3 separate regions of the Homo sapiens genome follow, and regions 1 and 3 are each linked to region 2. The links are chromatin contacts, found by Hi-C or POLR2A ChIA-PET in ENCODE. All regions are on one chromosome and are shown on one strand. Each heading gives the region's core, a stretch centred on a gene start or an enhancer-like site at or near the end of the contact. The rest is flanking DNA. Distances are from core to core; before and after follow the strand shown.

Evidence for each region. A loop is a pair of places that touch in the nucleus more often than their neighbours do. ChIA-PET counts read pairs that join two places held with the same protein, here RNA polymerase II (POLR2A). Pooled maps may share reads with other maps.
Region 1: a loop to region 2 is called in a map of endothelial cell of umbilical vein, with 4 times the contacts of the local background. The contact joins the enhancer-like site here to the promoter of LEPR in region 2. A Hi-C loop is called at or near these places in 1 of 168 maps with a recorded cell type or tissue (endothelial cell of umbilical vein). POLR2A ChIA-PET finds 5 or more read pairs at or near these places in 1 of 52 experiments (Panc1).
Region 3: a loop to region 2 is called in a map of B cell, with 33 times the contacts of the local background. The contact joins the promoter of SLC35D1 here to the promoter of LEPR in region 2. A Hi-C loop is called at or near these places in 3 of 168 maps with a recorded cell type or tissue (B cell, CD4-positive, alpha-beta memory T cell and naive thymus-derived CD4-positive, alpha-beta T cell), 4 of 37 single-sample maps with no recorded cell type and 15 of 50 pooled maps.

Annotation. Positions count from the first base shown.
Region 1 is chr1:66,561,674-66,566,400 of GRCh38, reverse strand. All of the region lies in intron 1 of SGIP1 (SH3GL interacting endocytic adaptor 1), which reads right to left. Among named protein-coding and RNA genes, the nearest start is that of SGIP1, 30 kb to the right of the region's middle. Within about 2 kb of position 2,785, at least 12 of the 41 ENCODE cell types and tissues checked have a DNase peak (open chromatin) inside an H3K27ac peak, as active enhancers do; they include endothelial cell of umbilical vein, where a contact is called at or near this core.
Region 2 is chr1:65,418,072-65,422,783 of GRCh38, reverse strand. It overlaps LEPR (leptin receptor), which reads right to left and starts at 2,116. Exons shown (of 20, transcript NM_002303.6): 1 at 2,044-2,116. LEPROT (leptin receptor overlapping transcript) reads right to left here and starts at 2,116. Exons shown (of 4, transcript NM_017526.5): 1 at 2,044-2,116. The coding sequence starts at 2,059. RefSeq lists enhancers at 1,613-1,662, 1,736-2,269, 2,270-2,802 and silencers at 2,033-2,532, 2,553-2,622.
Region 3 is chr1:67,052,894-67,057,628 of GRCh38, reverse strand. It overlaps SLC35D1 (solute carrier family 35 member D1), which reads left to right and starts at 3,481. Exons shown (of 12, transcript NM_015139.3): 1 at 3,481-3,818; 2 at 4,640-4,673. The coding sequence starts at 3,616. RefSeq lists silencers at 3,377-3,566, 3,857-4,066.

The DNA.
Region 1 (4,727 bases), core at 1,536-4,035, 1.1 Mb before region 2:
TGGAGGCAAATATATAAAAGTTACCTTTTCCAAATTATTAGTTGTTATTAGTCTCTGAAACAAAAATGATGGATGGAATAAGAATCAGTGCCTAAGAAAGTTGATGGCCCCTAGGGATCACTCTTGCTCATTATTCACATCGATCTTTAAAAGATCTTATAATGCAAATAGCAAATAAACTGACAGACTGTGTTGAGGTGGGTTGTTTACCGCTAGGGAAACCACCCTGGTGTTCCTCTAAAAACAGGATTTACAGTTTCTGGTTGTTCCAACATATTCTAGCGGAATGGTTAATTTCTCCCAATAAAAGTAAGACATTAAGTGAATATATCTTTCATTCAGTGTAATGGCTAGTTTGGGTTGAATCTAACTGAAGCCGTAAGGACCTAAAATATTTTACTTGAAATAAAATTTACTATTACATGGGCTGGCAAATGAGAATGAGATGACTGCTTACAATTTACACTACACTTGATTTCAGTATTTCCTGCTTTCTACTTTCTTCTAGAAATATAACATAGTAGCATTAATAATGTTTTTCTTGAAAACCTACACTTTATATTCTACAAGAGCGAAGGCAATTCTTAGTGTACTCACCACCCAGTGCCAACACAGAGTCTAGCACAGGGAGGTGAACAAAAGTGTGTTGAATAAATGTGTAAGCAAATGATTTATTTAACTTAGAGGAGCGAGAGTCTTCTAGCTTTTGGATTCCACCGTGACCAGCTTTTTCTGGAAATCTAAGCCCAAATTTCAGAAAGTCTTTTCCAATACAACCTCCAATTTTAGAAATCTCTCTCTCTTCAGAGGTACTTTCTGCTCATACCTCTCTCACTTGGAATTTTTTTACTGCCTCATCGTTTTCATGTATAGCTCTATTGTCCCCAATTAATCTGTAAGTTTCTTGATGCCAGAAACCTTGGTTTATCCTTTTTATGCCCCTTACCCCTTAATACAACTCTAACATAATTAAGTTTGAATTTCTACTCATTTCTGATAATGATGACAGTTTTTGTAAAGACATCCCAAGAGTAACATGGTAAGATGTTTCAAACATAAAATAAATGAAAATCAGGCCATCAAAAATAAGAGCCCATATAAATGAAAGAAAAGGGATAAATTATTTCAGAATTAGTTAGAGTATTATACCTGGGCAATAAATTTGGTTACAAGTTTTCTAGCACTAAACTGAAAAGGGAGACACCCAAATTACATGTCAGATGACAATGCATTAGCAGAAACGTTTTTCCCCAGACATGGAACTCAAGTAGAAATTTACTGGGGGAATCACTGTAGCACAAAGCAAACTGGCAGTGGAGTCAGGGGGTCCTGGTTTTACATCTACTGTCTGCCCCCTTCCAGATTGTATGACTTCGGGCCAGGCACTTAAGCTCTCCAGACCTCAGTTTTTCTTCATTTGGAAAATGAGGACTGATCATTATAAGCCCCACAGGGTTATTGTAAGAAGTGTTACTATTACGCTAGTTACATAACAAAAATACTCACTAGTACTATTGCAAGCTTACTGTACCCCAGACATGAAGTTGAGGACTCTAGGTGTAAAATCTCATTTCCCTGTAAATTCCTCCTTGGGAAGGAGGGGACTGAAGTAACTACCCTAAAAGCCCACAGATAGTAGATTGTGTGATTCTTGGTGACCACTAGATCAAAGTTAGTTTCTTTACCTTTGTGTGGACTGGTGAACACCTCCTACCATTACATTTTTACAAAAAGAATAACTGATGCAGCATGATTTCCTGCTTGTATTGTCTGCTCACGACTGCAGGGCATCTTTGGGCTGTATGTGGACCAGTGTAAAGAGGAAATGGCAGATGACACAGACATCCTAACTATCTCAAGAATCACATGAAATATATGTATTTCCACGCCTGCTTTGCTTGTGTACATTTGTTTATATTGGTCAGGTCAAACCACAGCTTCCTCTGACTCAATGTCACTGAATTTTCCCTGGTTACTGGATACAGTAACATATTGCCTAACTTCATCCGGTCACTCTCTGCTTCCAAGGAGATCTTAGTTCCAGATGAGGCATAAGTCATGACAGCATTTTACCATGTTAGTGAATTATAGAAGAGTCAATGGACTGAGCCTGAGGAGACCTGAGTTCAAGTCCAGGTATGCCACTCCTTAGCCATGGGACATAGGGAAGGTCATTCTGAAATCACCATTGATAGAGTGAGTCAGCTGAACTAGTTTAGTCGTTTCCAAATTGCTTCTTTAGAGATCTGTCTCAGAGACTATTACAGCAGGGTAAGGGGAAGATTAAGATGTTTTCAACTCCTAACTTCAATCTAAGCCGCTCCAATTTTATCAGTTTTTGTTTATTGAATGTTGACTTTAATTTGGTTTAAGAAAGGGCTTCTGACCTGTTGAACTATATGATTGCTTACAGTCTGGGTTTAACAATCTCTGGACACACATCTATTCATGGCAGGACTGGCTGCCCTAGATAGGACCTCTGCGTTACAATTTGCCCCTAACAGTAAGGGATAGTAGCTTTCTAAGAGTTAAGGAAGAGACATTCATCTTTCTCTTTGCTAGCTTCTGAAAATAAGTCAAGTATTTCAAATGATATTCTTTCTCTTCAACTACCACAGGAAGACATTGGTTAGAAGGGAGATCAGATGAACTGGGAAATTATTTACTGCTTCCAGCAAATTACTTGGGTGGAGGGGGGTGGGGGAACAAACTCTTTCTCCCCTTTAGCACTGCTGGGAGGAAGTAAACAAAACATTCCATCCGATGTGATTCAGAATTTCCCAGCTGCTAAGCCAATCAGCCTGCTGGAGAACTCTAAATCACTAGCACTTTCCCAAAACATCATCAAAGCACAGTCTTCCCTTGTGAAGAGATAGGAGCCGAGTGGATGGAGAGCCAGGGTCACAGTCAGGAGATCTGGTAGTTGTCTTTCTTCCCCTTCACCTTGGTGGAATCGGGCAAGTCACTCTCTTCTCTTGTCTTGGTGACCAAATCTGTTAAAGGAAGGCTCTGGACTAGATTTGTGTCTTGAAAGTTTCTTCTTGCTGCAACATGGCATGTTCCTCCAAATAACCCGGGAGTCAGACAGAGGGACAGCTCCAAATCCTCTGGCCTTATGTAACACTTTGCAGTATTAAAGTAGAAGTACCTCCCGTGCCGGCCCTGAGACACACTGACCCTCCCCTATTATCCCAAGGTTTACTGGGTGGGTTGTATCCCTCTTAGGCATCTCTTGTTCAGATTGTGTATTTATACCAAATTCTTGATGTTGTGGTTTTCCTCTTGTAGCTGATTTTTTTTTCTCTTTCTACTTCATACTAATGTTTCCAATAATTCAGGGCAATGCTCTTGCCTCCCTGTTTTTTTCTTCAATTTCTTATAAATACCACATGCAAGAGAGTGTGAGTAATAGATTTTAACAACAGCAACAATAAATATGGAATAACAAAGGATTACATTACAGCAAGGCAGATAACATTTTAAACATTTCTATTCTTAAAAATCACAGGCCATTATTATCACAGAGAACCTTTCACCTGCCAAATTGCCTGGCCCCTCTGTGCATCACCTTGTTCCAGAACCTTGCTCATGCTCCTCCTTCCCGTGTCCCCTCCTGGGCAATTCCTAAATACTTAAAATTTTCCAACTTCCTTTTGTAGAGCAATTCAATTTTTTCTTTCCCCTTGATTTTCCTTGGCTCTGCCCAGGGGCAAGTTTTCCACATCTAAGAAGGCCCAAAGTATTTTTGCTAAAGAAAAAAACCAAAACAAATAAACAAATTGAGCAAGAAGTTTCGGTCCTAAGCATATTCTGCCGCTGGTGGTAAAATACTTTGCCACCCCTCCTTGGTGAATGGAGGGAACCTACCCACTAGTCCTCTTTGTCTTTTCTCAGCTTCGTGCTTCCACTGCAGTCTCTATCCCAGTCTTTATTGTTCATATACTCCCTCTTTTGCATTCCCCAGAATTCTTCCCTGCTATTGTTTCAATCCCTTCTAAAATTCTATCAGATAGAGAATTTCCCCCCTTTGCAGAGAAGAATTTTATCTCCCTGAAACCCTCATCTAGCAAATATTCTTCTTTTAAAATTTCCTCTAATATCTATTGCATTTGGAAAAATGAAATGAAAAATTAAAACTAGCTGTTGTGCAGAGTCTAGATTAGAAGTTGCCGCTCTCCAAAATTGCAAAGGAAGGGACCATGTCTACCCTGTCTGTCATATACTCTGGCACTCTGCTGGGTACTTAGCACATAGGAGGTGCTCACTAATATATGTCAGTGAATGAAAGCCAGATTTTTTTTTTTTGGCTAAAAGAAACTCCCACACCTATTTAAACTGATACAGAAGAAATCTTCGATTTGGGAAGTCAGGAGCTGTTAGATGTATGACTACTGCTATCTGTGACTCAAGATTTTATCAGGAATGGGCAACCAAAAGCAAAATGATGAAAACGGGAAGCAAAATTTAATCCTGGTGTATTTTAACTGGTCTTGTTTGTGGACTTTATTGTAACTTTTCTATAACGCTGAATGTAGAAATGAGTACTAATAAAACATATATCTGTTTCAGACATTGGCCTCCCCTTTTAATATTCCATTTGAATAAAAGGCCTCTGCTATCTAAAGCAGTAACAATGTCAGTTGAAGACTATGACATCGTAGTACTTGAGGGGCAAGAGAGTCCGACAGGTGGGACCGAGTGTCTTCCTCATTTGTGCCATGAATGTA
Region 2 (4,712 bases), core at 867-3,366:
CCAGCTTCAACCCTCACCACTAAGTTCTGGTCTTACTAATGTAGCTTAAGTACCTGAAGAGAAGAAGGCATGTTGTTTCATAAGCCCTGCGCCATGTCACGTGCTGTCCTCCCCACTTGGGATATACTCCACCTTCACTCCATGCCTTGCCAAGGGAAGCCACATTGATCCCTTCAGATTCAGTTCAAGCATCGCCTCTTCTGTGAAAACAGTCCTTTCTCTGGAGCAGGGGAATCAATCCCACCTGCATCAGCTTCCTAGGGCTGCCGTTACAAAGTACCACAAACTGGATGGCTGAGAACAACAGAAATTTATCTTCTGACAGTTCTGGAGGCTGGACTTCTGAAATCAAGGTGTCAGCAGCGCCACCACACTCCCTCTGAAGGCTGTAGGGAAGCACCCTTCCTTGCCTCTTCCTAACACTCAGTGGTTGCCAGCATGGTTGCCAACAATCTTTGGTGCTCCTGACTTTGTAGCTGCATCACTCCAATTTCTGTCTCCGTCTTCCCATGGTATTCTCCCTGTATGTCTCTATGTCTAAATTCCCCTCTTCTTATAAGGACACCAGTCATTGGATTAGGGCCCACCTTAAACCAGTTATCATTTTAATTTGATTATATCTGCAAAGATACTACTTCCAAATAAGATCACATTCACAGGTACCAGGGAATTAGAGCTTGAACACATCTTTTTGGAGGACAAAATCCAACCCACCATCTGTTCTCCCACCGCATCTGAGCCCAACATAAACACTGACATAGTAATATAATTATTTCCAGCTCTGTCACCCACCAATAACTTCTCATTTATCTTTGTATCCTAAGTCTCTGGCATACAGTAGTTCCTCAATAAAAGTTGAACAATCTGTAAAATGCTTCCTTCCCTTAGTCCGTTTCCATTTCAGACTTCCTTTTTTTTCACTACATCACAATTTTCTAACACATTCACACATAAACGTGATCATGATTTGGTAGTTTCTGATCATGTGTAGTACTGAGACACTACTTTTCATCTGTTTTCGGCATTGGCTTCAAATGGATATATAACACAGTCGACACTCTCCAAGTAAACCATGTTTACTAAACTGATATTAAGTATAAAAGTCAGCCAGAAATAACGATAAAATGTCTGCTGCTAACAGCTCACATACTCGGATAAATTCATAGTGAACAGAGGCGTACTCGTATATATACTATCTACATGTTTATAGCAGATGTTAACTGGGGATATCTTTGGGTGCAAATTTCAAGGATGATATAAAAGCCAATATAAAAACAAGTCATGCTACTCTATTCGACAGATTAGAAATGGAATGTTTTCCTACCAAAATACAGGAAGCCTTGCAAAAAACCTTTTCCGTCTCGCATTGCTCTGAAGCCATACAGATAAGGGACGCGGTGTTTTTACCAACTGCCCCATGCAAAAAACACATACTACACACACACTGGTTTCTTCTCTGTCCATAAACAGAGAAAACACCGAAGAAAGCAGTATTAAAATTACACGTAATCTACTCTCCACGACTGCGAGAAACACCGTCTTTCTGGGTGCTTTCCATTGACACCCGCCCGCGGTCAACTCTGCCCAGTTGGAAAAATCATTAGGAAAAAGAGGATTAAGTTTCCCAATGCTAAGAACGCTGGAGACAAAGGGTCCTTTGTGGCAAATAGGAAACTGCGGAGGGGCAGAAAACCAGAAGAAAGGCGTTAGGGTGGCGTCAAGAAGTGGAAACCTTGTTTAAAAACTCAGGAGAGGTGGAGGGCGCCGCTCTCGCCGAGGGCTCAGGCTGGGGAGGGGTCTGGTGCCGCCACTGGAGAGCAGGAAGGCCAGCGGCCTTGCAAAAAGGGCCAAGGCTCCCCCGAAACGCCGCTCCACCCACACCCCAAGGGACGAAGGGAGCGGTCGATCGCCTCCCGAACCGGAGAGGCGGGAAGGGTGGTGAGGCCGTTCCCCAACGGCGCGCGGAAGGCGCAGCCCCAGGCTTGACCGGAACGGAGGTGGCAACCCCACCACACGACAAGCGAGCCGGGGACCGCGATGTACCTTTAACGCCCGCCATGTCTCCCGAACTGGGGCCGCGGCTGCTTCCGGCTTCCTGCCACGGCCCGGGCAGCCTGCCCAAGCCAGACCGGGAGTCGCCCCGCGGATCCCGAGCCCGCCCCGGCCACGCAGAGCCCCGCCCCCGCCGGTGCAGAACTCCGACCTTAGCTCGCAAACGCGGCGCCTGCTGCTCCAGACCCCGCCCCCACCACTCACAACCCCGCCCCCGCCGGTGCAGAACCCCGCCCCCAGCTCGCAGAGGCCGCGCCTGATAGTTCAGACCCGGCCTCGCTACTCAGAGCCCCGCCCCTGACAGTACAGAGCTCCTCCCCTACCTCGCGGAGGCAGCGCCTGCGGCTCCAGACCTCGCTACCGCTACTCGAAGCCCCGCCCCAGACAATGCAGAGCTCCTCCCCTAGCTCGCGGAGGCCTCCCCTGCTGGTCCCGCCCCAGCCCTCACCGGCCCAGAATTCCGCCCCCAACTCTCAGAGGCCGTCCCTGCTGGTCCCGACCCCGCCCCCGCCACCCAGAACTCCGCTCCTGCCAGTCTAGAACTCCGCCCCCAGCTCGCAGAGTCCATCTCCAGCCCTAAGGTCCCACCTGGTCCCACAGAGCTTTCCCAGAGTAACCCCAACCCAGTGCCCTGGGCCCTCCTCCTAGATCCTGAGCCCTCCAAGTAATCCTCAAGCCCGTTCAATGTGGGTTGGGACCTTGGCTCCGCCCCGACCGCGGGCCCAGAGTCTCTCCCCGGCCTCTCAGAACGCAGTGCACGCAGCGGGGGATCCTCCCTGAGCCTTCCTGAGAACGGAGATGTAGAAAGTGGGGAGAGGCAGGAGAGGGAAGGAGGGGAAAAGTTGCAATCGATGGGAGAGGGACACCGACTCACTAACCAGTGTTATGTTCCCTGAGCTCCCAAGTGCGTGCTAGTGTGCGAGTGTGTGCCTGTCTGCCTTCACATGACTGTGGCAGAGGAGAGGCGGGGTACCAGAGGACAGGCCCCTTAGGAAACACTCCTCATTAAGAACTTGATATTTGCATAGGTTTGCTTTGCTTAATAGCAACGCTTTACTGAAACTAGCGGGGTTTTTCTTTACTCCCTGGTTTATTTATAGAGACGAAGACCATATAAGCTTTTGTGTCCGAAGCTTTCATGAACCTTAAAAAAAAAAATAAAAAAAAAAAGCTATTATTTTTGTGCCTTGGGGCCTCAAAGTTTGCAGGTAACCAAGGCCAGTTTTTAGATCTCTGAGAGCCATTGTGTACTTATCTTACAGGAATGGAGAGTTCTGTTTTGGCAAAAGCAATCTAGAAGATCATTGAAACAGTCTGGTCCAAATGCTTCAACTTACATTTAAGGAAAGAGGTGCAGAAAGGATAGGACTTGCCTGTCACACAGCTCTTTGGAGGAGGTTGGATTCTGGGCCACTTCCCCTCATTCTAGCTGAGATCCACTCTACCTGATGGTGCCGTCCCTCTTCTCTTGCTTTTTCTCCGTTTTCAAAAGGACTGAAAGACAAAGGAATCTGTGGAAACCTAGCTTCCCCTGGCTACCTGAGAAGTATAAATTCTCACCACCATCATGTTTCATGATCCTTGCTCAGTTTACTTTTTCAAAATTGCACATTGAGCATGTTACTGTTTCAAGAAATGTCTATTTGTTGATTCAGTGGAGTATTTTTCTAGCTGTCAGTTTATTTTTCTAGCTCCTCTCATTTCTCCTCATAGACGGATGGCACACTCACTGAAAACAGCATTGTAATACCTGACTCACTGCTGATGCTTGGAGATCCAATACTACAGTACAGCACTTTTTACTTTGGAGCCTTCAATCTACTCAAGAGCATTGGCAGTGTATGCCACTTTGGTTTAAGGATTATTTTGAGCTGAAGGCAATTAGGAAGAAGCAAATAGGTACACGGTACTAGAAAAGCACTCTGCCCTCCCTCTATTTGCCAAAAAGCAGGATATAAGTTTACGAAGGTGTACCTCCTTCCTGCTCTACCAGGAAAGACAAAGATTAATCACCAGAGACAATTTTAGACCCCTGTCAGCCTGGAGACAACACAAGAAAAATCTACATGATAAACCTTAGTATTTGGCCTTCATCTGCAACTAGTCTCCCATATATTTGTTTTCCGACAATTTGCTGCCCCTAGAGACTCAAGATCCTTTATCTTGTCATTTCTTTAAAAATTTATTGTTCCTTGGCTAATATGCTGTATAAACCCAAGTTCTAACCAAATCTTTGAGTTGCTTATCTCTGAGTATTCCCATGTTACCTATATGAACAACGCACGTGTTGATAAACTTGCTTTACTTTTGTTCATCTGTCTTTGGCCAGTCTAATGCACAAGGACCCAGCCGGAGAACCTAAGATAGGTAGAGAAAAAGATTCTTCCTCCCCTACAAGAGCTTGTTTCCCTATCATATTATTTCTAATACCTATTAGAGCACTCAAGGGAACCTGCGTATCAGACAAGCCCTGGAAGTCTGTGGTTTTTAGCTTTCTTCGTGTAGTGCTAAGCTACTCTCATGGGGAAGATATTCTATGGGGTTAAATTTCCCTCATTCCCCCTTCCATTTCCAACCACCCATTCTGTCTCCAGAGAGCCTAAATAGGGTTTGCGGGAGCCTTCCACATCAGCCTGACTCCAGTCCCACAGAAGATAAGT
Region 3 (4,735 bases), core at 2,232-4,731, 1.6 Mb before region 2:
TTTTGAAAATTTGTACCTGGCATTTCATACTTCCACAGGGTAGAACTTGAAATATTATCTCACCTCTTCCATTGTTCTCCATTGCTGCCCTCTTGACTTTATAAAAGAGGGTTTCATTTTCATACCGTGTTAGCAGGAATAAAAAATGAGTATAAACTCTTTGGAGGTTGTTAATTTGGAATTTCCTCAATTCTATTAATTTTTTTATTAAAAAGTAGCCTTAACTAAGCAATTCTACTTCTAGAAATTTATACTTGCACAAAGTTGAATGGACAAGCATTGTTTGTACACTGAAAAATGGCAATAACTTAAATGTCTATAGGGTTACATGATGATGCATCCAACTAATGGAATACTCTGAAGCCTTTGAAAAGAATGAGGTTAAGTTTAAGCGTTGCCACAGAAAGACCATCAAGGAATAGTAAGTGAAAAGAGGAAGACTGCCTAATAATACTAGTGATAACAGTAATTGTAATAAACACTCATATTATGTTCTAAGCACTTTACATTCATTAACTCATTTAATTCTCATTGTAACTCTATGAGGTGGGTACTATTGTTATCCCCATTTTACAGGTGAGGAAATTGAAGCACAGTGATGTCTAGTAATTTGCCCAAGGTCACAAAACTACTAAGTGTCAGCAGCAGTGTGTGGCTTGAGGATTAGTGTTCTTCTCTGGTTCTATTCCAGGTATGTTTTTTAAAATGTGTAAAAATGTGTATATATGTATATATTTGCTTTTTATTATGAGGGTCATTGTTACTTCTATAATATTTTTTCTGCAAGGATGTTTCTTAAAATACAATGTTTTAGTTATTTTTCCTTTTGAAGCTAGCAGTCAAGGAAGAAATTTAATCATTTTCCTTGTTTCCATTGATTCAATCAACTAAAATATCTAAACTGTGTTAGGCACCCTTGCCTGCCACTGTCCTCAAGAAGCAACTGTCTAGTGGAAGAGAGTGATATGTAAACATGTAATGCAGAGCCCCTTTGCTACGGTCTGTATGTGTCCTCCAAAATTCATATGTTGAAACTTAATCACCAATGTGATATTATTAAGAGGCAGGCCCTTTAGGAGGTGACTAAGTCATGAGGGCTCTGCCTTTGTGAGTAGGATTCATGCCTTATGAGAGAGGTTTCACACAGTGTTTGTCCCTTTCTGACCTTCTGTCCCTTCTGCCATGTGAGGACATGGTGTTCTTCCCCTTCAGAGGATGCAGTGGTTAAGGTGGCACCTTGATCTTGGACTTCTCAGCCTCCAGAAGTGTGAGAAAATAAATTTCTATTTTTTATATGTTATCCAGTCTCAGGTATTTTGTTATAGCAGCAGCAGCAGATGGACACTCTATAAAGGGGGTATATAAAGATGCGGTAGGAGAGGCACAAAGGAGAGAGATCAATTATGTAGAGGGAAGTGGGGGGCAGTGTGAAGGCTGCCCAGAGAAGAGGTAATGTTCTGCCAAAATACGGAAGGAAATGTAAGAGTTTTTCAGGAGCTGGGTGAGAGGAGGAAGAGAAAAAGCAGCCCAGATGGAGGGAATAATGGGAGTAAAGACACAGAAGCCGGAACCCACATTGTTGATTTATCTGCACCTTAGGGGAGGGAAACGTGAATAGTGCCTCTGGAGATGTGGGTAGGAACCACATTATCTAGGACCTTGTAGGCTATGTTAAGAACCTCATCCTGTGTACCAGTTTTTTAAGAAACACTTGAAGAACATAGGTGTTCTCAAAGTAACTCAAAAGATATAAACCAATTATACACATATAATTTAATATTATTCAGCCTTAAAAAGGGAGGACATTCTAACATATGCTACAACGTGGCTGAACCTTGAAGACATTACGTTAATGAAGTAAGTTCATCACGAAAGGACAAATACTACATGATTCCACTTATATGAGGTACCTAGAGTAGTCAAATTCACAGAGACAGAAAGTAGAACACTGGTTAACAGCAGAGAGGGAAGGAAGTAGGGAAACAGGGAGTGATTGTTTAAAGGGGAAAGAGTTTCACTTTGGGATGGTGAAAAAGTTCTAAAGATGGATTAGTGATGATGGCTGCAAAACGATGTGAATGCAGTTAATGCCATGCAATTGCATACTCAAAAAGGGTTAAAATGATAAATTTTATACTTTGTATATTTTGCCACAATTTATTTCTTTCTTTAAGATGGTCTTGTGCTGTTGCCCAGGCTGGAGTGCAGTAGTATGATCATAGCTCATTGCAGCCTTGACCTCCTGGGCTCAAGCCATCCTCCCACCTCAGCCTCCTGAGTAGCTGGGACCACAGGCGTGCGCCACCACATCTGGCTAATTTTTTTATTTTCTTGTAGAGAGAGGGTCTCACTTTGTTGCCCAGCATGGTCTCAAACTCCCGGGCTCAGGCATTCCACCTGCTCCCAAAGTGCTGGTATTACAGGTGTGAACCACTATACCTGGTTTACCAAAATATAAAAATAAGAAAAAAAAAAAAAAGAAATTTAAAAAGATACAGACCAAGCACTTAGAAAAATAATTCAAAGTTCTTCTTTCCTAATCTATTAAAGTTCAATACGTAATTTCTTTGCTTAAACCGATCATAATGATTTGCTTCTGTTATACAATAATGACTACCATTTACCGAAAACTAGCTCTTTGCTAGCTACACATCCACAGAGATCAGGTTCAGGGAGGTCATCTAATTGGTCCAAGACACACAATAAGGAGTGAGTGTGTTGGTGGGGGGGGGGGGGGTCGTCATTTCTAGGAATCCTACAATTGGAAATCAAGTCTTTTAGGCTCCAAACACCTTGTGCTTTCCCCAATCCCCAAGCTGCTTATCTTGCTACTTTTTGGGATATGTCAACATTTTTCTTAAAACAAACAAACGAAACTTCTCAATCTGAAAAGTATTGTTTGGTGTTTTCTGGGTTCAGAAAATGTAAGAAGCCTGAGGCATTGCGGAATGAAATTTTCGTTGAGTGTTTACTGTTGATCCACATCTGATACTTTTGAAGGGTTTTTACCCCCTGCAAGAGAGACTAAAAGAGCATTCAGAATTAGTCTAGACGCAGTGTACTGTAACTACTTGGCCGGCCACCTGTAACAGAGGGGAGGAGGGTCTGCACTTAGTTGCGGCAGTTATCCGGAGAATACGGCCTTCCAGCCCCTCTGCCACCAGACTCCCCACGCCCCAGGTACGCGCCCCGCGGAGAGACCCAGCGCGTGCTCGTGCGCAGGCGCAGGGCGACTGTCACCCGGAGTCTGTGGTTTGTCGCCCGGCGCTCTGGTGTCTCGATGTAGTTCCCCTGGCTTCTCCTTATCCGCCTCGGGCAGGGGGGTCGCCACTGCCCCTTCTCCAGGCTCTCTCCAACCCCTGCCCAGGCTAAGCCCGGCGCGGCCCTACTCTCTGACCCCGCGTTGCACAATGCCCGAGCAAAGTCTCCAGGGGTGTGAACCCCGGCGTCCCTGCCCCTGGGCGGGGACAGGCGGCGGCCAAGCGGGGAGTCGAGGCGGCGAGCGCGCAGCTGGCCTAGTCTGCGGTCCCCAACTCCTGGAGTCCCCTGGGAGCTGCCGCTGCAGGCCCCCGAGCCGCTAGGCCCCGCCGCCAGGCCACCGCTGCTGCGGCAGCCATGGCGGAAGTTCATAGACGTCAGCATGCTCGGGTTAAAGGAGAAGCCCCCGCGAAATCCTCCACACTCCGAGATGAGGAGGAGCTGGGGATGGCGTCGGCCGAAACGCTGACCGTGTTTCTGAAGCTGCTGGCCGCCGGCTTTTACGGCGTGAGCTCCTTCCTGATCGTGGTGGTGAATAAGAGCGTGCTCACCAATTACAGGTAGGGCCGAGGCGGCGGCGGCCCAGGCCGCGGAGGAGGAGCGGGCGGCGGCGGCGGCGCGGCGCCGGCTCCCTGGACTTTGACTGCCAAAGTTAAAGCCGAACAAAGTTGGGCGGGAGCTGGGGAGGGCGGGCGGCTGACGCGCGCGGCCCGGGCAGCGGAGCCGGCCTGGCGAGCGGGCCTGTGGCAGGGGTCCGCTCCCTGCGCGGAGCTCCGGCCGGCCCGGCACATTTGGGGCTCGCCTGCCATGCCCTGGGCGCACCGCCCCGAAAACCCTGCCCTTCAGAGAGATGGAGCAAAGTGATTTGCTTGGTGACTTTTGAGCCGTTATGCCTGTCGATCAGGGAGGAGAGCGAGGGAAGCCTCCCTCCTCCGCAGCCTGGACAGGGGGCCGGGGCTTCAGTGTCCCCTGCACCCGCTGACAGCCTCTGGGGACGTACGCATCCTCAACCCAGCAGACAATTATTCCCTTGCTAACACTGGGACCCAGAGGCAGAAGTTGGTTGTTTTTTTTTTTAAGGTGTGTGAAATCGTTGCAGAGATCTGTATCTGCACTGCCTTGAGAAATCCTTTGCAGGCAGCGGACTGAAACTGTAGACTCGGACAAGATGGGACAAGCGGCCGCCCGAGGCTACATCAGCGGGGTGGACTGACAACCAACAGGCAGAGAGTTTTCTCCCAAGATTTTTGTTTGATTTAGGGGCGGACGTTGATGTGGCTTGTATCGGAATGCCTTATTAACGTTGCCGATGTGCAAATTGAATTCACGGAGCTAAGTTAGGTTTGTTCTGATCTTGTTTTTTTCTTTGCCCTTTTTGTAGATTTCCCTCCTCACTATGTGTTGGACTTGGCCAGGTTAGTTGGAATCCTCACCATTACGTGGTTTATGTTGTTAGAACTTCTGTGTGTGTCTTTAT